Regions from separate parts of the Homo sapiens genome. Here region 2 is linked to region 1. A link is a loop called in an ENCODE intact Hi-C map of the cell type or tissue named here. Cell type or tissue: heart right ventricle. All regions are shown on one strand. Links, peaks and the distances in the headings refer to the core of each region. The heading gives the core; the rest is flanking DNA.

Region 1 (7,415 bases), core at 2,841-5,340:
TCCTTTGGAAAACAGAATATGAGGCCGCCCCTCCAACACCTGCCCTAGGGATGGGAGCCAGAAGTCCCCATAGGCCATAGGGCCCTCCCACGGAGGAGGAGGAGCTGCAGCTGCAGGCCCTAAAAATTAGGCCCTTCTTTCCACCCTCTTCCTTCAACACCAGGGACTTTGAGGAGCCCTGAGCTGAACTCCTCTTCCATTTCTTTCTTGCTCCTGAGTGCCTCAAAGACAAGGTTTCTGCCAAGAGAATAAAATTGCACCCCTCCTCCACGCCCTTGCCCCCTCCCCACTTCTTATGTTATTTCCCTCTCTGTGTCTTATCGCCACATTTGTTCAAATGACTGCCACTTAAGAGGTGGCAGGGAGTCAGAAACACAATCTGGAGCAAAGCTGATATTAAATAACTTCCTGAGCCTGGCCCGTCTGCCAACGCTCCCTCCTGGATCTCAGGTGGAGAAATGAAGAGGCTGCAAGGATGAGAGCCAGGGTCACCCCAAACCAGCCTCAGAGCTACTCCTCTGCTGAGAGGAGGCTGGAGTTTCTTCACCAGTAAAGCCCAAAGCTTAGCAGTGACCCCTACCCCTGCTTCTCACTTGATCCCATCCCCCATAGCATGCACACACACACACACACACACACACACACACACACACACACTGAGCAAAAGGTATTCAATCATGTCTGACACTCAAATTTAAGCTAAAAGAGGCTTTTTTGTCAACCAGACCAACCCCTACATTTCCCAGGTAAACAAACTGAGGTTCAGAGATCTGGAGTCTCTTGGCTAAGGCCAACCAGATAGACTGTATGAAAGCATGTCAAAAAGAGTGGTGCCCCAGGAAAACACCAGAAAGGCTCTGGTTTTTAGGTGCCAGGATTGTTTCATCACAATCAACTTAGTCAGTTGCCCATGTGGTTTCTCCAGTTGTGACTTCGTACTGTGGGCCCCAGCAAGAAACATCCCTAATAGCCATCATCACATGAATGCCCTCAGAAAAAAAATATCTTTAGCACCTAGCAGTTGAAGGGGAGAAATTCTGCTAATGAAACCTCTGAAGCCAATATCCACTAACCCTGACTCAGTCTGACCTGGCCTGGACAATCCCCACCACACCACCTGCAAGATCAGAATACACTTGCTGTTCTCCATGCCAGCCACTGGGTGTCACTGCTGCCCCCCCATGAATTGGAACCATAGAGCGTTCAGTAGGGGGTAAAATGACCCCAGCAGGCCAAGGGGATCTCATACATATCTCCTGGGTGTGACCTAACTTCATATTTCTCCCAGAAAGAGATAGATGGCCAACCATGTTCCAGATGCTGCTCCAGATGCTGTTCTATCATGTTCCAGATGCTGTCCCCACATCATGTATTTTAATCCTCACAACACCATCTCATAGCAACTCTCCCAATAACATCTTACTTTGCAGGGGAAGAAAATGAGGCAGAGAAAAATTAAATAACGTGCTCACAGTTTAAAAAAGCAAGCAAGGAGGAGGGCAAGGATTGGAACCTGAGACAGATGCCAAATTCCATGACCTTTTTACTACACAATTTAGCCTCCCTTGAGCTATCAGTCTCAGTGCTATGGGCTCTGGCTGAATCAAGCTGGTTTGCCATGACCCCAGAGAAGATGGCACCTGGGAAAAAACCAAGTGGGGCTCAGACTTTCATCAAAGGTACAAATCACATCAGGACAGGCTCAACAGCCCTTCCCTCCCTGCAGAAATCATGGTCTAGTGCCCTCTTGTGGCTTTATATGGAACTGGGATGAATGTCCATGGGAGGCTCTCATGAGTGGATTGAAAGGATTTTAGGTCATCCTATCCCATTGGATTCCTAAATTCTTTCTACCAGGGATGGTCCTGAAGCCCCCTCTTCAGACAGACTTATTGGATTACAATAGCCAAGAGGGAATCAGCTAGTGAATGGGAAGCTATGTAAGGCAAGAATAGCAATAAAACCACTTGGGACAACATCTGCAAGAAGCTAGATGCTACTAAATTACCCTAGATAGAGATTTCTGGCATCCAGATTTCTGGGGCTGCAGAGTGGGGAAGGCAGGTAGTTAAAGGCTTTGCCTGGGACACTCTGACACTTGGTATTCCAAAGGAGTCCCTTAGCAGGAGCCATAACAATCTCCCTGTCCCTGTGGAAGGCATGTACCTCAGCCACTGTGTCCCTTTTTCCAAATACATGCCATCTTAGTCCTTCTCTTGCCTCCGTCAGCTTTGTCCACATGCTAGTTCCCTCATGCAACTTCCTCTAATCCCATTCTTCAAGGACCTGGAAATGTCACTGCCCATCACCTCTTACAGACTCCTGTGGACTGCTCACCAGCTTGGCTTCTGTGGAGCCATCACATGCCAGGCACCTACCATAATCTCATTCAACCCTCACAACCTCTCTATTAGATGGGTATAGCTAACCAGATTTTTCAGATGAGGAAACTGAGGCTCAGAAAAGTTAAGTAATGTGCCTAAGCCTATACCAGGGCAGAGCCAGGATTTAAACTGAGTTTTTTGACCAAAGAAGCCTCTACTCTTCCCACTACACCATGCCACCTCTCAGACAAAGGGACCATGAAAAGTTCGGGATGCAGGAATTGGTCTAACCAAATACCCTGGATTAGAAGATTAATCTGTTAGGGTGTGGAAAATGAGCTAGAGGCGGAGAGACTGGAAGCAAGAAGAACAGATGAGGGCTATAAAAAGTATCTATGCTTGTGGGGATGAGGTTCTGGGGTGTAGTAATAGGAAGACAGAGAAAATAGTTTTACACACACACACACACACGTGCTCATTGAAATCTTATAATAGTCCTGCCTTATGTTTATTATTTTCATATGAGAAAACTGAGGATCAACAAGGTCAAGTAGCCAGCCCAGGGTCTCAGGATGTAAGAGGCAGAGTCATGATCTAAAGCTTCATTTAGTCGTTGCCATAAATAATTAGGGTTGTATATGTAAATGATCTCTGGCCCAGTAGAAGGGATAATGTCAGCTTCTTTCCTTCTCTTCAGTGGACCAGATTTGAAAAGCTATCAGAAATAAGGAAGTGGGGAAAGATGGACCACAACAGAGAGAACACTGCCTGCAGCCCCAGGTCAGGAAGCTGGGAGCAGACCCTCAAGAAAGAGTCACAGGCCCCAGACCAGAGAGCTCCACACCCACCCCAAAAGCAGCAGACCCTGTCTCTAAAGCTGATAACCTTGTTAGTAGGAGGACACTCATTTGTGCATGGAACAAGACAGCACCTGCTCAAATACAAGACTGCCTGGAACAGACAGACGAGCCAACGATACTCTCAGAAGCACTGTCAAAACCAGCCAGTCCAGGCAGGGCCCATGGCCCTGGTTTGCAAGGCACTTTCGTAGCCACCTCTGTGTATGGTTATCTCCTAAAGCAGACACGGGATCTGCAGAGGTTAAGAGAAGGCGCCAAGCTCTCATCTCTAGTCAATGCCAGGACCTGCTATTTTCTGAGCACTACTTGTCGTCCGGTAATTTCCAAGCTTGGGTTGGTGGGGGCAGGGAGAGGGGAGAGATTCCCCCACACTTCAGCCAGGGCATCAGACAGCCTGAGAGCCTGTATAAAGCTCGCTTCCTCCATGATACTAGCCCCACAGTGAAACTATCTGTCAACTTCTCTATTAAGCCTGTGGGTCTTCCTGGGCTACCTTCCATGCATTCACCCCATTACCCTCTGTGCAAATGTGCTGATCTCTCCTGCTGCTGCTGAGAGAAGGCTGGAAGGAGAGCACACCAGGTGGCTTTCCTCCATCCAATGCACTCGCCCAGCCACCTCCTTCCCAGGAAGCCAAAGGCTCATGAGTCAGAAAGTCCGGGTCCTGGAGTCTCACATCCCTGGACTGCAGAGATACAATGGAAGCAGGGTCATCTCGGCGGAGAGATGCCCCTCATAGAGGAGAGCTGACCTCTCTGCTCAGCCCTGGCTCAGGAAATGCTCTGAAAGCCAGGGCTGACAGTGCACTTCTCACCAGGCTAGCGCCACACGCCCGGCTCCCGCCCTGGGAAGCCATCAGCCCAGGACCGTCTCGTGCGCCACACTGCCCTCTGGTGGCCACCAGGAGTGTAGCCGCAGAGGGAAGCCAAAATCTTTTAAGGTCTGTTTACAGAGACCTCAGACACGATGTGCACAGAACACAGAAGAGACGCACTTGTGCCTGTGCCAAGACTCCCCCAGATACACGCACGCAGCCCTGTTTCCCGCGGCAGGTAGCCGGGTTTAGGACTTCGAAGCTACTATTGCTCCCTTCGTGTTCTCCTCTTCTCTGCAGCACTCTAAGAGCTCCTTTCCCCGCCTGCCTGTAAAAGCCCGAACCCCTCAGTCCCAGAGCAGACACCAACAGGCGGATGGAGACCCACACCAGCTAGCGAGGCAGGGCCCTTCGTTCTGGGCTGCCTTGTGCCAGGAACTCACTGGGCGATTGGGCCAAATCAATTCACCTCTCTTGATTCCTAAGTTCTTTCTCTGTAAAACAGTGTTTGGCCCCAACATTTTCTGAGGCCCTTTCCAGATCTAGTAATTTATGGTTCAAAGTCTTGATCTTCTCTCTAACTCAGAAATCTTCCCAGTAGTCTAGAAAAGGAAATAACCAACGTGGTGCCCAATTATTTACAGAGCCTAGCGAATACATCATTGCATAGGTCTGAACATGACAGTGACCCTACGGGGGTGCCGGGCTGGAGAGTTCCATGACCTCAGCTCTCAGAAGTGCGAGGCCAGTGGCTGAGCGATCATGAAGCAAGCTCACACAGCCAAGAAGCAGCAAACGTGGAAAATGCACCAAACCCTGCCCCACAGTTTCGGCTGTTTCACAGAAGAAAGTTGTATCTGTCTCCCACACTAAGAGCTCATCCCTATGGAGAGAGAGATGGAGCTTCCATGAGCAATGAAGGTAGAGAGGCGGGGTAAGGTCGCGGGGGGATAAAGGCTGCTTATTGTGGAGAGGACCAGGGAAGGACGCAGAAAGAAGCTCTAAACATCAGCTTCCAGCTCCAGCTGCCCAGCGCTTTAGACACCCCCCTTTTGCTCTGCACCCAGAAATGCTCCTGGCACCCCAAAGCTCTACCTGGGAGAAGCCACTCAGCCCTCTGCTCTCCCATCCAGGCTCTCGCTGGCCATGAGCACCAGGGGCATAGTCCTGCTGACCACGGCTCAGCCCAGAGAGGAGCTGGCTGGGACCCAGCCACCAGCTTTCTGAATCTCAGCCAGCCTCAGCTGGCACCTGTTCTGCTGCGGGCTGACCTGACCTCAGAGGCCAGGACATCATGGGGTGGATGAGGAGGCCTGGGAAGAGGGTGTGGCTGAGACACAACTTCAGGAGAAACTCCCTGTTGGGAACAGGTCAGAAGGAGAGACCAAAAGCCTCCCCCACTACTAAGAGGCCTGCCTGGGACAGTGTTGGCCACACTGTTTGGCCAATACTACACCCATAATTATCCTATGTGCCTTCCCCTTATATCCCAGCCAGGGTAACTCCCACCCAAGTAACTGAAATGTTGTAAACTAAATGATTCTCCTAGACTTTTACATCAACTCTTTTATTTATTTTTAACTTAATAGTAATATATTTGTGTGTGTGTGTGTGTGTGTGCATGTGTGCATATATATGTGTATGCTAGTATGCATAAGAGTATTGCAAAAGAGCATAGGCAGTATAGCTTAATATTTAAATGCCAGACTGCTTTCCCATTTACTGGCTGCATGAAATTAAGTGAGTTAAGTTCCTTCTCTGCACTCAGTTTCCCCATCTGGAAAATGAGGCTAATAATAGTACTTATCTTATTGGGGTTGATGTGAGGCTGCAATGAGGTATTAGCCTTAGAGTGCTTGGCACAGTGTCTAGAACATAGTAAGTGTTTCAGAAACGCTAACGATTGTTATCATGTACTCAGTAGATGCTAGCTGTCACTAGTTATGTATAGACAGATTTCTCTTAGCCAGACATGACCCAGGGCACTGAACTTCAACAGGGTGCTTACATAATGTAGTTGTTATTATTATCCATTTCTTATAGATAAGGAAATTGAGACCCAGAGGAGGAAAGGGATTTGTTCAAAGCTAGGGAGAGGCCATGCCTGGAGGAGCTGCTGGGAAAACTGGGCTTAGGAAAAGAGCAGCTGCCAGAGTCCTCCATGCTTGATGATGCGTGTCTGGGGAAGGAATCCTGAATCTCCCACCACCCAGACTCTGGGACACTTATGATGGGACAAGCCAGGCAGGAGGACTGGGGGCAGAGGTGAGGCCAGGGGAAAAGGACAGGCTCCCAAGTCTGCTGAGCCCCAGGTTCCCCAGCCCTGTATGTGAACAGAGCTCAGCAGAAGGCCTCATCGAGTTGATTTCTAATTGGTGTGGGCTGCAAGCTGCAAAGAGCTCTGGGGCTGCCAGTCTCACATAGTTGCTGCCTCTGGGGACCCTGAATTTGGAAACATTGCCTCAGAGGGAGACACAGTCATGGGGGAGGCTCTGGCTTTGACAAAGTGCCCAGAACAAGAGCCAGCACTGAGTAGAAGGCGGCCCCAGCACCTGGGAGTGTGCCCGGGAAGAGAAGTCTTCGAGCGACCCAGGGACCCCGGCTGAGTCCCTGCCCACTCTGGGCCCTTGGACCCTCATGGGTGACATGAGGGAGAAGATGACTGCAGTGGTCCTTTCCAGCTTTGAATTCTGGTAAGCCCTGCACTTAGAGGCGGCGGAAATGGGAAGAGCCTCCTTGGGGGTTCTCAGGACTCCACTGGGCCCTGAGCTTTGGTGTTAGCCTCACTGGAGTCTTCACTCCTTATGACCCAACCCATCAACGAGCAGCTTCCAACACACCGGGCCACCAGGAGGATTTGTGTTCCTCAAAGTTGAGGTCAACGAGGTTCATAGAATGACAAATGACATGAGCTGATCACTCAGTTCATCACCAGCATCTGAGTGACTGAGTCCAGCCTCTATCTGGGCCACTCTTTGACCAGTTGCTGAACACTCAGCCGCCCTTTGCAAGTCCCTCAAAGATGGGTCATTCCCGCAATGCTGCCCTTTGGGTGGAAAAAAACTTCCTAGATGAAAATGCTCTGCACCTTCCTTCCCAACAAGCCAAACCCCAGGGCCTCAGGAGACCAAGGTCCCCAGGTTTGATCCTGGAAGTATCTTTCTCTGGGGCCGTAAGTATTCCCGCTTCCAAATCTCATGTCAATAGCCCCTCACATTTCTGTCTTCCTCTCTCAGGCGTAGTCCTAATGTCTGGCTGAAAGGGCCACGCCCAAGAAAGAACAGAGCCAAGGGGACCCACAAGCTGGTAAGAGAAGCCCCAGAAGAACCACAGACTCCTGAGAGCCTCTGGACTTTTCCATTTGTGAGCTATGACAACATGACCACCTGGGACACTAGATTTGTTCTTTATTTTGTT
Region 2 (7,415 bases), core at 3,115-5,614, 310 kb before region 1:
GTTGGGAGCTGCCAGTGGCCCTGTCCCCAGGGACTGATGCAATTAGAACAGAGGTGACAGGAGGAGAATAATGAGGAGGAAAATAGGGCCGGTGACTCTCTGGCCCCTCTCCGTGGGGTCCACATTTAACATCTTCATGTCTGGGAAACCTCAAAATGGGTCACCAGTCAGTGGCATGGGAAAGAACCGATTTATCATAGTTACCAACTATCAGTGTAGAGACATGCATCTTGCCAAGAGGTCTCTGAAGCTGGGGAGGCTCCTGGCTCAGGCGTTTGTATAGTATCTTTAGTACAAAAAGGAGAGCTAGAATTTGCCCTTCTTCTCTCCCTCTCTTTCTTCCAAAGTTTGGGGACATTTCCCTTTCTTATCTTCCCCTCTACGTGCATCAGCTGTCATGTCCACTCTGCCTTGGGGAGAGGGTTCAGTAAGGCTGTTTATTTGGATGGAAGGAAAATAGGCTAGATGGCAAGAACACAACTTCTCGACAGCTCCCAACTCTTCCTGGGTCATTCAGCATCTTCATGTCATCCAAACCCTGCTGCCCTCCATCTTACTTTCTTTTTTTTTTTTTTTAGGGGGAGATATTTCAAAGAATGTTCAGTTTCAGATTTCATTAATATCCTGAAATTCATTTTTATGATATACACATGATATACACACATTCCTAAATGTTCAAAGTCCTAAGTGGTAAAACACACACACGCACGCACACATGCACACCTATCAACCTCCTTTCATTATAAAATCATCTTTCTTTTAGTGACTCAAAATCCACTGCCACTTCCTCTGGGTGAGAGTCTCACACAACTTTACCAGGAAAGAAGATGGGTAGTTATTACATACAGGGGTGCCCCTCTCTTATCTGTCTTCCTGGCTTAAAACTGGCCATTGGCTTCCCAGTGTTTGTAGTATAAAATCCAAACTCCTTAACATAGTCATGGACTCTATAAGGTCTGGTCTCCCCATCTCTCTTTGCGTCCTGTCCTCGCACACACTCCTCCTGCCTCATTTATTACACTTCAGTCTCATGGCCTTTCCGTACTCTCCAAGATTTTCTCTGCCCCAGGGCCTTTGCTCCTCCTTTTGCCAGAAAACTCTCCACTGAGCTGTGTCTACATGACAGCCCAGATTAGCTGGCACTCCTTATGACCTCTACAGAACATGAGATCCTGAACACTCCCTGCAAGTTGGATACCCAGGGAGATACTACTTTCCCACAGAGGGGCTTACCAAGAGTCATCAGTGATTGTTCCCAAACTCATTCATGACAACTAAACCTGCTAATGTAATTACTTAATGTAATGAAATGTTCTAGAAACCAATGAAATATGAATGTAGATTGGAGAGTTTTTATGGAAGCTAGGATGAATGCTTTTAAAAAACCTGCTAAAGGTCAGTGGTTAAAAATACTGTTAAGAGTGGAAGGAAAAAGCATAAAAACATTGGGAAAATAGTAAAAATCCGAGATTCTGCACTCAGATTGTTTCACAAATGTTTTAAGCTCCTGCTTCAATTTAAAGTAATTGAAACTAGAAATTGTGACTACTCAAAACAAAAACCAAAACACCCTTCAAGCCAAAAGGAACCCAAAAGCTGCCCAGGGGTGCTGGGCAGGAAGAAATATAATGCTAAATCCAAATGACTAATATTATCAAAAATCAGGACATAAATTTCCTGAAGATAAATCAATTTTATTAGAATGGCTCAAAAAGATTTTTAAATAAGTAAATGCTCAAAAGGAGTGAAGAAATACATTTTCTAAAGAAAACAAGAAGGCATGCCACAAGAAGGGGGAGAAATAAAATTAAGGTAACAAAATTAAGAACCGATTAGATATCTTGGAAATAAAAGATATGGTCTTTGAAGTGAAAGCAAAAACCTCCACAGACAGGAAAAGCTTTAGACCAGATAAAACCACATGAAGAATTCATGAATCAGAAGACCACTGAGGTTCACCCGGGACAGAGTATGAAATGACAGAGACGAAAAAAAAAAAGGAAAAATGGGGAGAAGGATCTCATTCCCTCCTCTGCAAAGGAAGGGGGTTGACTGGGTTTGAATGCTGTGTAAATGTTCTATTTGTCTAATGATGATTTCAGAGTGGCACCACTTATTTAAGAGTCGCACACATGAGGTTATTTTAATGTCACACTTATACTACACATATGTGCAGATTATGTCCTGTGCAATCCTGCTCCCTCTCCCCAGCAGGCTGTAAGCACCTTAAAAATAGGCTGTGGTTTCTGCTTCTTTGTTTGTACCATAGCAACTGCTGGGCAAAACATTTTTGCCAATTGATTTGGGAAAACTTTATTGTGGGTTATACTTGTATGTGTTCTTTAGAGGTATAAAATTACTCTGCATCAACATGAGAACTAACTCAAAAGGAAGGGTCTTGCAAAAAGAAGTGGAATCTAAGGAGGGGAGGAAGCAGGAAACACCACTTCCAAGACGTTGTCTGGAGGAGATAGGCATCTTTTCCAGGCTGACCACTAGGCAGATCCACTGAGTGACACGTGTAAAATCCCAGACGGTTCATCTCCTCCAGATCCAAGGAAAGAAGGAAATCCTTTTAAAAGGATGGAAACAGAAACACATTTTCTGCATTACTCGGTCTGGGTACTGCCCCTTAATGCCAGACCACTCGGGGAAACATTTCCTAGGGTTTTCAGCCATCATTTCATTCTCTGCTGAAAGTGCAAAAATGTTCAGTTCATTCTCCAGTCCCCAGATGGATGCCGGAACACCCCGTGGATTAGTGTCATCCTATATATTAAAAATGCCAGGGCAGTGCAGATCCTAAGTTTAGGGTCAACATTAGAAACCTTTCTACATCCCTGCTCCAAGCTGTTTAAAGACACCCTTGTCCATCTGACCATCTCATGTCTATGCAGGCACACTGAGCAAGTTTATTTACAGGATGTACAGCAATAATAATCATTAGCCTTTTAGGATGCAGGACTCTTGTTTATTTTCTAGAGCAGAGGTCAGCAAACTATGCTTATTTTGGTAATAAAAAAAGTTATTGGAAAATACCCGCCCTCATTAGTGAATGTATTGTTATGCTGCTTTCCAACAACACAGGAAGAGTTGCAATGGAGAGTTATAAGGCCCTCAAAGTCTAAAATATTTACCTTTAGAGAAAAAGTTTGGTGACTCCTATTCTAGATAGTCATTGCAAGCTTGGCAGATCATATGTCATGTATCTAAGCACATTCAGTAATATCAACATCAATGACAATGATAATGATAGAAACAAATGCCAACTACTTTTTATTGAGTCTTTACTCAATAAAAAGCCCTAAGAAGTGCATTAAGAATTTTAGACACATTATGTAATTTAATCCCCAACATTCTAAGGAGAGGATATTATTATTGCTATTATACAGATAAGGAAATTGAGGCCCAAAGAAGTTGAGTGTTTTGTGAAATGTCCCAAAGCTTATCAGTGGTAGAACTGGGATTTGCACCCAGGCTCTTTGATGCCCATGCTATGCCTGCACTGTATTGCCTTCATTCTTCGAGGCTATTTGCCCTCTGTGGACAGAAACAATCTGTAGATACACAAGACTATGAATACAGAGACCCAAAAGTTGAAGAAACAGGAACTGCATTTGTGATCCCTCAATGCTAAGGATGGGACCATTGTGAGGTCTGGGTGAATGTCTTCACGGGGAGCCATATCTCTGGCATCGGTCAGCCCACATCTCAGGACATTGCAGGCTCTACACTGGCCTCAGAAGCCTGCTCACTGCACCCAATGAAGCCACTCCAGACTCCAGAGAAGGGCTCCAGAGATCTGTGCGTGCCTCCATGAGGCTACTTGACTCTTTTTATGTTAACCATGTTCAAAAATTTGTCCAATATTGGTTTACAAAGAGAAGCTGTTGACTGCTGGGTGGAAGAGTCTGGAAGGACAACTAGTAGTAGCAAAGTCCCTTCTCTCCTACCCCAAGCAATTCAGCTCCTGCTGCAAATCTGCCACGTGTCTTGGCAATACAGAAGCCCTGTGGTTAAGGGAGCCCTTCAGCAGCTGCCAGGAGGAAGTTTCTCCCAGGCATGCTGCCCCTTGGGGTCTGAACCTGAAACCCATGGGAAGTACCTAAGAATTTCTCCAACCTCACTCACTATTCTCCCAGTGCTAACCCCCTACCTCCCTGCTGCACCCCCCTCCCTCAACATCTATTCTCAGTGACTTCTGTGCCCTTGGGAAGTGGTTACCCAGTCCTCCTTAATCAGCCTGCTCTACAACAGCTCAGCTACTGAGAAATGGCCATGTGACTTTCCAGGCACAGACAGCACGTCCTGTAAAGCCACTACATGGTGAAGGGTGGAGTGTGGAGGGCCAGGCCTGGGACAGAGGTAACCACAGGGCCACTAAAAAAGGACCAGGGTCATTTACAAGAATAAACTTGCTCCCCTGGCATAGCCCCCTTAAGTGCTGCAGCCCTTGACCTTGGAAGCCAAAGGAAGTTGTTTTGGTCCCTAGGAAACTTCATTGACCTCGGAGCAAAGTCCTTTGATTGCATCTGAGAAAGCCAATTGAGCACTATCTTCTCAAATGGAGGGAGCCTCTTCCTTCCCTCCCTGGGCCCTCAGCCAGCCCTCCTCCTGGTGCCGGCATGCCTCTGGGGTTTACCTTCACAGCCACAAGCATCTTGTCCTTGGTCGGGCTGAGGTTGTAGCACTCGGCCAGGAAGACCTTTCCAAAGGCTCCCTCACCCAGTTCTCGCTTCAGCACGATGTCTCTCCTCTTAATGTGCTGCACATCTGTAGGATGGGGACAAAGAGGAGGGCAGCAAATCAGTCCTCGTTTGGTGACACAGGGAGACAGAAGAGTACAGAGGTCTAGCGTGGAGAACTTGGTTCTGAGCCTACAGCAGGCAAAGGCAAACTCTAGCACACCAGCTTTAGCATAAAAACTGACATCCCTCTGTGGTTTGAGAGTATGGGCCAGAATCAAATCTCAATGCTGTCCCTGAACAACTCCTAACCCCTCTAAACCACAACATCCTCTGCTGGCAAATGGAGTTAGTAGTTAATGCACAGGATTCTGGTATTCATTAGCCAGAGTTGTTGGAGATAGCACAAAGCAGTCTCCACAGTTTTGTGCACATGAATCCCCTGGGAATCTTGTCAAAATGAAGATTCTAATCCAGTGGGTCTGAGAATCTACATTTCTAACAAACTCCCAGGTCATGTCCCTCTGCTGTTGGTCATACTTTGAAAAGCAAATTTTCCAGGGTACGATTGAGAATCAGGTTGGAATCCTGGGTCCACGCCATTACTAGTTTTTTGAGCTTGGGAAAGTTATTTAGCTCCAGAGCCTCAACTTCCTCATCTGTAAAATGGGATTAACAAGAACAACTTCCTTGCTGAATTCTTGTGAAGATTAAATGAGATAATCCATATAAAGAGCTTGGCCCAGTGATGAGGACAAAGTAAAGACGTAGAAGACAAGACACACGCATGCACACACACATACACATACACACACACACACACACACACACAAAGACACATTGGTTTTTGTGGTAACATAAAGGCTGTAGTGACCCCATCACAGTGCCTGGTTCATGACAGAGACTACTAACGGGTAGCTAAGATTATCTGGGGGAAACCCCTACTTGGCCAACCCTTCTCTGAAAGAGAGAAAGACCAATGAGATCACAAAAGGAAAGTTCACTGTCCATCCAAGAACGAGGGTGTGTGCAGAGAGAAGGGTTGCCCCTGCCTCTGCTAATTTAGCAACCTAATTAAGGTCTGTGTGCCTGGAGAAAGCAGAGCTGTGACCTCAGCCCTCCCACCTATTTGGAAAGAATGCTACGAAGGAGTTGTACAAGCAGTGGGCTGGCGATGAAAAGAGCAAACAGGAGATTACTCACTGACCTTTACATTAATTGTTCAACAGGCAGAAGCCCATTAAATACCTGTATTCACATTTTGAAGAGCATTGCTGAGCCAAAAAGTGGATTATCCCAAGCGACTTTGTCGAGAAATGAAAGCTGCAGATCCTGGGCCATGGCAGACCATCCCCATAAATGAGGAGACGTAATAGGGACAGAGGGGCATGGCTGGAAGCCTTGGGGTAGTGTTTTTTTGGTTTGGGGATTCCTTTAAGAATAAACTACAGGAATCTTTTTCCTCCCTTCAGAGTCCTTGGTATCCCCACAGTGTCGCAGATGATCTGCCTAGTAAGGATTTGCGAGAGGAAGCATTTACAGACTATTATTTTCTCCTCCCCCTAGGACAGACCTGCACGTTAACAGCTGCTGACGACCGCTCCTCCCAAGCCACAGGCTGCAATGCGGCTGCTACACACTGCAGGGCTATGCCCCAGTCTTTACAGGGAGGGGATTAAAACTGGTTCCCTTCTTCACACTTTCTGTCTCTGTTTCTCAGCCTCTGAGGAATGGTATTTGTTGACCTTGGAGGGCAAGGCTAAAGAGTCTCCCACTGCGAGAAAATAGGAAGTCAGGCCCTCTCTCGGGAGGCCACCTGCTCCTGCTACCTAATCATTCCCAGGTGACTAGGGATGACACATAGGTTCTGCAAGGTGAGTGTCCTGGCACGGCCTGGGAGTGAAGACAGGGCTCACGATGGCAGCTGTACAATGTCAAGCCCACATCTCTGAACACGCCGGGATTGGGAAGGCCTGGGAAGCCACAGGTGCTTGCTTCAAGACCTGGATCCTCCAAGAGCTTATGCACCTCACAGAAAAACAACAACCATGAAATCTTGGGTCTCAGATTTCTCACCTGTAAAATGGGTATGGGGAGAATAGTACGAGTTTAACTTACCTATTACCTGAGCATGGAAGTTTGTAAACCTTTAAGTCCTCCAAAATGTAGGCTGTGTTTTGGCATTTTCATTATTATTGATATTATTTTACAAAAAGGAGAAATGAGGGCCAAATCAGGCATCCGCACCTGGTGACTGAGCTGGGCATGGGATTCAGAGCATCAGGACATGGCAGGGTTGCCAAGTTACTTGGGGAAGAGCACCGTTTGGCCCCAGACTCCACCCCAATCCCACCTTTCCTCTGCATTGTAATAGGAGAACTTGAGAATGCGTCAAAATCACCTAGACGGCTTGTTACAACAGATTGCTGGGCTCCTCCACCAGGGATTCCAATCTAGTAGGTCCAGGTTGAGGCCTGAAAATATGCATTTCTAAGTTCCCAGGTGCTGCTGGTGCAGGAACCACACTTTGAGAATCACCAGAACACGGCTTCTTTGGTGGGGTGGGAAATTAGCCAGCTGAAGAAGTTTACCTTTACAACTTGGCCTAAACAAGTACCATGCTCACAAACAGTTTAGCCATGCCTCACTTCCAGAAGCCCAGGAGAAGGTGAGACGTCCTGGGCTTAGCTCAAAGGTCCTCCTTCCCTCCTTAGCTGTGTGGCCTAGATT

Evidence for each region. A loop is a pair of places that touch in the nucleus more often than their neighbours do. Peaks named below come from ENCODE experiments on the same cell type or tissue, not always from the same donor. Only the 100,000 strongest peaks of a DNase experiment are listed, where the experiment ranks them.
Region 2: it touches region 1 in a loop (2.6-fold over the local background); 2 of 110 quality-filtered maps call a loop at or near these places.

What each region holds. Positions count from the first base shown.
Region 1 is chr15:88,242,921-88,250,335 of GRCh38, forward strand. The region is part of intron 3 of NTRK3 (neurotrophic receptor tyrosine kinase 3); the gene reads right to left. Among named protein-coding and RNA genes, the nearest start is that of NTRK3-AS1, 6.1 kb to the right of the region's middle. In heart right ventricle, for the core only: CTCF peaks have their summits at 4,084 (motif pointing left) and 4,293; a DNase peak (open chromatin) is centred at 4,061; H3K27me3 peaks cover 1,073 bases.
Region 2 is chr15:87,935,981-87,943,395 of GRCh38, forward strand. NTRK3 (neurotrophic receptor tyrosine kinase 3) reads right to left here. Exons shown (of 20, transcript NM_001012338.3): 15 at 4,643-4,773. Among named protein-coding and RNA genes, the nearest start is that of MIR11181, 6.6 kb to the right of the region's middle. In heart right ventricle, for the core only: no CTCF peak of the experiment used is centred there; a DNase peak (open chromatin) is centred at 4,312.